Linked DNA regions of Homo sapiens: region 1 is linked to region 2. Evidence: chromatin contacts called from ENCODE Hi-C or POLR2A ChIA-PET data. All regions are on one chromosome and are shown on one strand. The core of a region is the stretch at or near the end of the contact, and the rest is flanking DNA. Distances in the headings are between cores, read along the strand shown. Region 1 has its middle 35 kb from the start of NECTIN1-DT. Region 2 holds the start of NECTIN1-AS1 (NECTIN1 antisense RNA 1).

Evidence for each region. A loop is a pair of places that touch in the nucleus more often than their neighbours do. ChIA-PET counts read pairs that join two places held with the same protein, here RNA polymerase II (POLR2A). Pooled maps may share reads with other maps.
Region 1: a map of DLD1 shows a loop between it and region 2 (4-fold over the local background). The contact joins the enhancer-like site here to the promoter of NECTIN1-AS1 in region 2. A Hi-C loop is called at or near these places in 2 of 168 maps with a recorded cell type or tissue (DLD1 and endothelial cell of hepatic sinusoid) and 3 of 50 pooled maps. POLR2A ChIA-PET finds 5 or more read pairs at or near these places in 2 of 52 experiments (RWPE1 and naive thymus-derived CD4-positive, alpha-beta T cell).

Annotation. Positions count from the first base shown.
Region 1 is chr11:119,762,747-119,766,569 of GRCh38, reverse strand. No RefSeq gene overlaps it. Among named protein-coding and RNA genes, the nearest start is that of NECTIN1-DT, 35 kb to the right of the region's middle. Within about 2 kb of position 1,994, at least 8 of the 41 ENCODE cell types and tissues checked have a DNase peak (open chromatin) inside an H3K27ac peak, as active enhancers do.
Region 2 is chr11:119,707,363-119,711,575 of GRCh38, reverse strand. It overlaps NECTIN1-AS1 (NECTIN1 antisense RNA 1), which reads right to left and starts at 1,656. Exons shown (of 3, transcript NR_183634.1): 1 at 1,546-1,656. All of the region lies in intron 1 of NECTIN1 (nectin cell adhesion molecule 1), which reads left to right.

The DNA of each region.
Region 1 (3,823 bases), core at 745-3,244, 55 kb before region 2:
GGCAGGCAGATCACTTGAGGTCAGGGGTTCAAGACCAGCCTGGCCAACATGGCAAAACCCTGTCTTACCAAAAATACAAAAATTAGCCGGATATGGTGGTGCATGCCTGTAGTACCAGCTACTCAGGAGGCTGAGGCAGGAGAATCGCTTGAGCCAGGGAGGCGGAGGTTGTAGTGAGCTGAGATGGCGCCACTGCACTCCAGCCTGGAAAACAGAGGGAGACCCTGTCTCAAAAAATACAATTAAAAAAAAAAGTTAAGTATAATACAGCCCTTCCACTCCTAGGTATTTATCAAAGAGAACCAACTTGTACACAAATGTTCATGCAGCCTTATATATAATAGCCAAACCTGGAAACAACCCAAATGTTCATCAGCCAGTGAATATGGACAAACAAAATGGTGGTAAGTCCATATAATGGAGTGCTACTCAGAGACATAAATGAATAAACCATTGACACATGCAGCATGGATAAATCTCTACTGAGCTGAGTGAAAAAAGCCAGACCCTCCAAAATAAGAGTCCATCTTGTATAATTCCATTTATATGAAATTCTATTAAATGCAAACTAATCGATAGTGACAGAAGGCAGACCAGTGGTTGTGGGGGGCAGTGGGTGGAGAGAAGGGGAGGGATTACAAAGGTGGATGAAGAAACATTTGAGGGTGATGGCTATGCTTACTATCTTGATCGTGGTGATGGCCACAGGTATATGCATATGTCAAAATGTCTCCAATTGAGTGTTATACATCTGTTTACTGTGTGTCAGTTATACCTCAATAAAGCTATTTTTACAAATGCAGTGATAGGATAGAGCATCTGGTGGCCATTTTAGATTATTCATCAGGGAAGGCCTCCCTGAGGCGATGACATTAAGCTGAGCTCTGATTGACAAGAAGTAACAGCCAAGCGGGGGTCTGGGGAAGAGCATTCCAGGCAGCAGGAACAGCACAGGCAAGGCCATAGGAGGTGAGAAGGAGACTGGCCTGTTTGAGGAAGAGACAGGTTCATTTCCAGGGAGGGGCAAGTGGTGCAAGGCGGGGTCAGAAAGGCAGACGAACCCAGGACAGTGGGGCTTTGCAGACTAGGCAGGAGATTTGGTTTACGTTCTAAGTAGGTGAGAAACCACTGGGTGGATCCTAAATAGAAGAGTGACATGATCTGTTCCTGATTATTCGGAGTTTTAAAAAATCATTTTATTTTGTATAAAAGGCATGTATTACCTATTAAAATATTATTTTGTATAAAAGGCATGTATTACCTACTAAAAATAAAATACATATTTAAAACAAGATCGTTCTCACTGTCATATGGAGAATAGATTGCAAATGCATGAGAGTAGAAGCAGGAAGCTCCGTGGAAAGGCTACTGCAGTCACCAGGCAGGAGAAGGAGGCTGGGGCCAGAGTGGTGGCAGTGGAGGTGGGAGGGGGCCTCTGAAATCTGGTTTTGAGATAGGGTCTAGAGCACATACTGGTGAGAGGGGCGTGGTGGAAAAAGGGGGCTTCGAGGCTGGTCCTGCATATGTGTGTGCAGCTGGTCCTCAGGACGTGGCTGCCTTCTGACCTCCATAGACCCTCTCCATCATTCCCTCCCCTGGGCAGCCCAGAGAACCTGGGACATACCCAGAACCCTCTGGCTTAGCCACCTGTGGTTGGTTATGTCTTCCTCCCTCTCTGGACAAAGATCTCTTCTTCCTACCCCAGCACCTAGTACAGTGCCTGACACAAGGCATGCATCCAACACCTGTTTGTGGAATAAGCAAGTGAAAGGACGAATGGCTGATGAGCTATTAATAATTAACTCATGGGAGCAAGGGAGGTAAGGAAGACATTCCCACCTGCTCTGGCCTCAGTATTAGACCTTCTCCTGCCCTGCCCCACCCCCAGTTACCTCCCCATCAACTTCAGCAGCCCTGCTGTTCTGTCTACCCAGAAGCTGCAACCGCGTGGCAGGCTGCTGGGCAGTCAGTGCTAGCCGGCTCCTGCCAGCAGGCCCTGACCTAGTTTGAGAGCCAGCCGAGGAGGATGATGTCACAGAGAATGCAGCTCCTCAGACTGAGGCTTAGCAAGCTGGCTCTGAGGCTGGATTCAGCTTAAATGCCAGAAATTTGGATAGCATGCTGTCCACAGGGATATCAGAGAAAGATGGGGGCAGGACTAAGGGCAGGACTAGTAGCACCTTGGAGAGACTATTCTCTTCTGGGCACCTGGATCTGGTTTTCAAGCCCTTTTAAGGGCAGCCTGGATTGTGCGCTGTGAGGCCTGTCTCCCAAGTCCTGTGGGGAGGTGTCAGGAACACTGGGGAAGGACCAGGCAGATGTGAAGAGCTCCTCAAGTACCTCTCCAATGACTTCAGTCATTAATGAGTTTGTGAATTCAAACATTTTCTGGCCAGGTGTGGTGGCTCACACAATGGCTGAGGAAGGAGGATCACTTGAGGCCAGGAGTTCAAGACTTGCCTGGGCAAAATCGAAACACCCTGTCTCTACAAAAGAAAAAAGCAAAAGAAAAAGAGAGAGAGAGAGAGAAAGAGAAAGAAAAAAAGAAAGAAAGGAAAGAAAGAAAGAAAGAAAGAAAGAAAGAAAGAAAGAAAGAAAGAAAGAAAGAAAGAAAGAAAGAAAAGAAAGAAAAAGAAAGAAAGAAAGAAAGAAAGAAAGAAAGAAAGAAAGAAAGAAAGAAAGAAAGAAAGAAAGAAAGAAAGAGAAAAAATAATTAATTGAAAAAATGTATTTTCCAAACATTTAAATATCCACAGGGCAGGTCAAGCACAGTGCTACTGCTGAGGGGCTGGGTGGTTAGGACATGGCCTCCACTCTCAGTTGCTCACTATCAAAGGTCAGAGAGAAACATCAATAAAAAAAGCCAAACCATAAGCAGTTAATTGTTAAAACAAAGAGATGTGCCTAACTGTGTGGCCAGCTCAGTGAGGCAGAAGCCTGGGAGACTTCTCAGTGGAGCAGAAGCCTGGGAGACCTCTCAGTGGAGGTGGATCTCAGAGAAGATGCAAAGAATGCGTGGAATCTCTCTCAGTGGCTAAGGGGTACAGCCAATCCCAACAGAGGGGTCAGCACAGGCCAAGGTCTCAAGAACCAAGGGAGCATGGTACATCAGCGGCAGCACAAGTTCATGACCAGAGAACCGCCCTCGATGTGGGGAGGGAGAGGTGGGCTGCAGAGGAACACAGGGAACATGACGCCAGACAGGCAGCGAGTGCTGTGCTCAAATGTTCATATGTCGTTCTGTCAGCAATGGGGAGCTAGTGTCCAGGAGGAGACCTGGACAGCATTTTAGGGTGTCGGCAGCCTGGTGGATGCAATGGGGTCCAGAGTGTAAGGTGGGAGGCGGGGGCACTGAGGAGACCTGTGTCCTGATGGGCAACCGTGAAGTCCAGAGCAATGGAGCTGGAAGGGAGGGCGCTGGGCAGACCCTGTGAGGCAGCTCTGGCCCCTGCACTCTGGGGCTCAGCTTGTGCCCAGCTCATGCTCTCTGCTCCCACCCTTCACTCTGCATGCTGGGCACCCCACAGAGCCCAAAACATCCTTCCCTCAGGGGTATGAACGTTAAGTCCTTTCTGCCCTCCCTTTACTGCCCCGACCTCCAGCCTCAACTTAATGCTGTGTATGGAGGAAATGGGAAGAGCTGCAGAGACAAAACAGGACATGAGCAAGGTACAGCAGTGGCCACCGTGGTAGGAATGGGCTGCCGGGTCTCCCTGCAGGCCTAGGAGGGTCTCCTTTCAGAAGCAAGATCTGAGGTTCTCCCCATTGCAGCCCACCCTTGCATCTGGGCTTCTGCCGAGCACCACCTTTGAGATGAGCCCAT
Region 2 (4,213 bases), core at 407-2,906:
TCCCCTCACCCAGCACCTGAGCTCTTTGAAGGATAGGACCCAGCCTTAAAATCTCTGCAGGCCCTAGCTCAGCACCTTGCACACAGTAGGTGTCCCATAAATGTACAGTAAACCGATGGGAGCTGGCTGGCTTCACAACCCTGATAAGCTGTGAGGTTTCCTTCTCCATGCCTTTTTTTTTTTTTTGAAACAGAGTCTCACTCTGTTGCCCAGGCTGGAGTGCGGTGGCACGATCTCAGCTCACTGCAATCTCTGCCTCCTGGGTTCAAATGATTCTCCTGCCTCAGCCTCCCAAGTAGCTGGGATTACAGGCACCCACCACCACGCCTGGCTAATTTTTGTATTTTTAATAGAGATAGGGTTTCACCATGTTAGTCAGGCTGGTCTCGAACTCCTGACCTCAGGTAATCCACCTGCCTTGGCCTCCCAAAGTGCTGGGATTACAGGCATGAGCCACCGTGCCCAGCCAGCCTCCCGTGCCCCTTTCTTTCTGTTTTTGGTTTTTTTTTTTTTTTGGCAACCCTATTTAACCCCCATGCCAAGAAAGGAAAACTTCTGATGCTTTCCTTTTACTTGACACCTCCCCTCCCATCTCATTTTGTTTGCAGTAAACAAAATCATCTTTTTTCCATTTGCTCAATATTTATCAGCACCAGGAAGGTCTGCGGTTATGTGTGTGTGAAGTTGTGCGTGGATGTGTGGTTTGACAGGCGGGCGCTGTGTGATGGCACGGTTCTTTGTGTGGGGTGTTAGTGTTTGAGTCAGAAATTATACTCTCCACACCAGGACTTGTATGGGGTCTTCTCTCCCATGAACTCCTCTACACTTCAAACTCCTCTCACACTGGGCTTATCCCATAAGCTCTGACCTTTCAGTCCACCATGCCTTTGCTGTTCCTGTCTCCTCTGCCTGGAGGACCCTACTTCACCAGCTGGCAAACTCCTACTCATCCTTCAAAGCCCAGTGAAATTTTACCTCCTGTGGGACACCTCTTGTTTCTCTAATTCTCCTCCCCACATTCATCATTTCTTCCTGTATCATCATGGCACTTTGTGAACAGTCCTACCGTAGCAGTGATCATGTCAGTGAATTTATCCTGTGTCCTTGATATCCTTCACATGCATACACACGCATGCAGGGCTGTGTGTGTGTGTGTGTTTATAGCCCTACTGGCAGGCACTTGGTAGGTTCTTAATACTTGTTTATTAAATAAATGAGAATAAATTGCTTGCTTGGTTTTCCAAAGCATTTTCTTTGTACGGTGTTAGAGGAATGTGTCTGTGCAATGACTCTGCCTGACCTTCCCGCACTGCTCCCGCGTGTTCCTGAGCATGTCGACCTGTGTGCATACCGCAGCGTTCAGCTGCACATGTGTGCTTGGGTGCGCGTGTGTGCGTGCATGTGGCTCTGTTTCAGCGCTTCTGTAAATGGAAAGCTGTGGCTGCCCCTCCCCAAGCTGACATTCCCTCAGCACCACGCCCCCACCTTTGAGGACTGAAGGGGTGACTGGGTGGTGACTTCCCCCAGGCAGCTTTCTCTACCCACCTGATGTCCCCCTCCAAGAACGGTGACCCAGGGTTTCCCGTCCATCCTGGGGGCTGAGCTCTCTGCGGCCTCGTCACATCACACTCCCTTCCCTATCCATCTCTGCCCTGTTTAATTGGAATTTGGCTAGTGGAGACCATCTGTTCTATTCCGGCCTGTTTCCATGACAACCAAGTGGCTTGAGACTGAGGTTTGTGGTGAGAGAAGTGGCCTGGGGGATGCTGGGAAAAACCAGCTAGGTCCTCCCCCTCAAACCCGCTCCGCCTCGTCCTGCCCTCTCTCCACAAACCCGGAGTTAAAATAAAGCTGTTCCCTGCCTGAGAGTTGGGGAGTCCCCGAGCATCACTCTCCTCTCCCAGCCCCCAGCCCCCAGCCCCAGTCTTTCCCAGGCTCCTTTCAGGCTTCCCACACGGGGCTCCCCTCCCTCCCTGCTTCCATTCAAGAGCACCTTCTGCCCTTACAGACTAGGGAGCTAGCCCTTCCCTTCCCCAACCCCTGAACCTCCACCCCTGGAAGTGAGTGCTTCCTCACAGCCTGGTTACAGACGCTCAGGGCCCCACAGAAAGGACTCTTTAGAGGGTAGTCTCGGCTTCCTCTGCGCCCCTGCCCCTGCAGGCTCTCCCCCGGCCCCAGGTAGCAGAGTGGCCCAGGCAAGTGCGTGGCAGACAGAGGCGCCCTGGGCCCGGATGTGGAGCTGGTGATCCCAGATTCTCAGGGGCTGAGACAGGCCCTGGTACACTGGGGATATGAGTGAGGGGGTCTCTTATTTCTGAACAGACAGTTCTGTTTTCACGGTGTTATTTTCTGCCCTAATTTCCCCATCTATGGCAAAGCCTCTTCGTGCCTGTTCTATTACCAAGGGACCCGCCTGTCTTCAAAAATAGGTGGTGTGGCTTGTCAGGTGACCGTCTGTCGCTCTGGTCCCAGGCATCTCATGCAGGATATGTGCGATATGTTGGCTATGTGGGCGGGCGTGGGGGGTAGAGTGTCTCAGGATCTCTCCGGTGCCCCCTCCCCCAGCAAAATCAGTCCTGGGCAGAATCAGTCCTGGGCAGTCCTGAGGAGGGAAGCTGAGTCTTGGACTTCAGAAGACCGGTGCTCTTAGCAGCTGCGCTGAGCCGTGGGACCCCAGGGCCCCCACGCTTGGGGGTGCTGCAGGCTTGCAGAGGTCTTCTGGTAGCCTGCTTGTCTCCAGCCTAGCCCTGCCATCATCCATCCTTCTTCATGTGCCTCTTTTCTTCTTTTGTCTTTGTTGAGATATAATTCGCAAACCACAAAATTCGCCCTCCTGAAGTATACGAGTCAGTGGCTTTAGTATATTCACAATAGGCCGTCACCACTGCCTAATCCACAGCATTTTCATCACCTCGGAAAGAACCTCGGTATTCATTAGCAGTCACTCCCCATTTTCCCTCCCCCGGCCCCTGACAACCACTCATCTACTTTCTGTGTCTATGGATCTGCCTATCCTGGACATTTCGTATAAATGGAATCATACAGTATGTGGCCTTTTGTGACTGACATCTTCTACTTAGCATTCCATGTGCCTCTTTCCAAAGCACAGATGTGACCATGTCACCACTTTGCTTAAAAGGCGTCAGTGGCTCCCAGTTGCCTACAAGGTGAAGTTCAGACCCTCATCTAATACAAAGCCCTTTTACAACTGGCTCCTACCTTGCTTTCCATTCACCCTGTATTCCCCTCTCCTCTGCCCCACATATCCAGTGCTTTCGCCACATCCAAGCTTTTAAAGACACTCTTTCCTCTTTTCCTCTTCCCCTCCTGTTCCCTTCCCTCTCTCTGTCTGTCTCTGTCTCTGTCTCTATCTCTGTCTGTCTCAAGGACTCCTGCTTATCCTGCAGGACCCAGCTAAAAAATCTCACATCTTCTGTGGCGCCTCCGTCACCTTCAGACAGAATCACTCCCCCTTCTGAGCTCCCATTGCTTTGGGTTTGTATTTTTCAGAAACAAACAAAAACTGCGTTTATCACTCAGTCATTATTTGTTTTCATGTCTGGGGCCCCTGCTAGACAGAGCTTTTAAGGTAAAAGAAAATGTCTTAGTCTTTCTTATTCCTCCACGCTCCTTCCTCTTGCCACTACCACTGTCACTTTCACCCAAAAGGTGCCAGCACCATGCTTGACACATTGTATAGGTGTAGTAATGCTTTGTGAATTAAAGCAGGGGTAGAAGAGTGTCGAGGTGATGGATAGCCCAGCCCTGATTTGATATTTTGATACCTGCCTACAATGTATAATTATCAAATCAGGGCTGGAAGCTCATGTACCCCCAAAATATGTACAACTATGATATATCAATTAAAAATCCAAAAAAATAAAAGCAAGGGGAAGAACCAGAGACAGTACATTAGTCTGAGAGAGGCAACCCTATAGAGGAACCTGGAGGAAGGAGAGGATTCTGCAACTTGGCATAGCAGGGACAAGGTGGGGTATGACTGGACCTAGGAACTGCCTACATGGGCAGTTGGAGTGGGGAGACGGTGGGGAGGTGTTGTTCACCCTGTTCGACAGCCTTGTGGAGTGTCATGGTGGTCACTAGCATGAGAGATGGGGTGGAAGGTTTGGCAGGGATGGGAGGGGAATGGGGAACGGCCATAAAAGAGAAGGTGGAGGTGACCTTTAGCAAGAAAAGGGGAGTGGTGGGTACA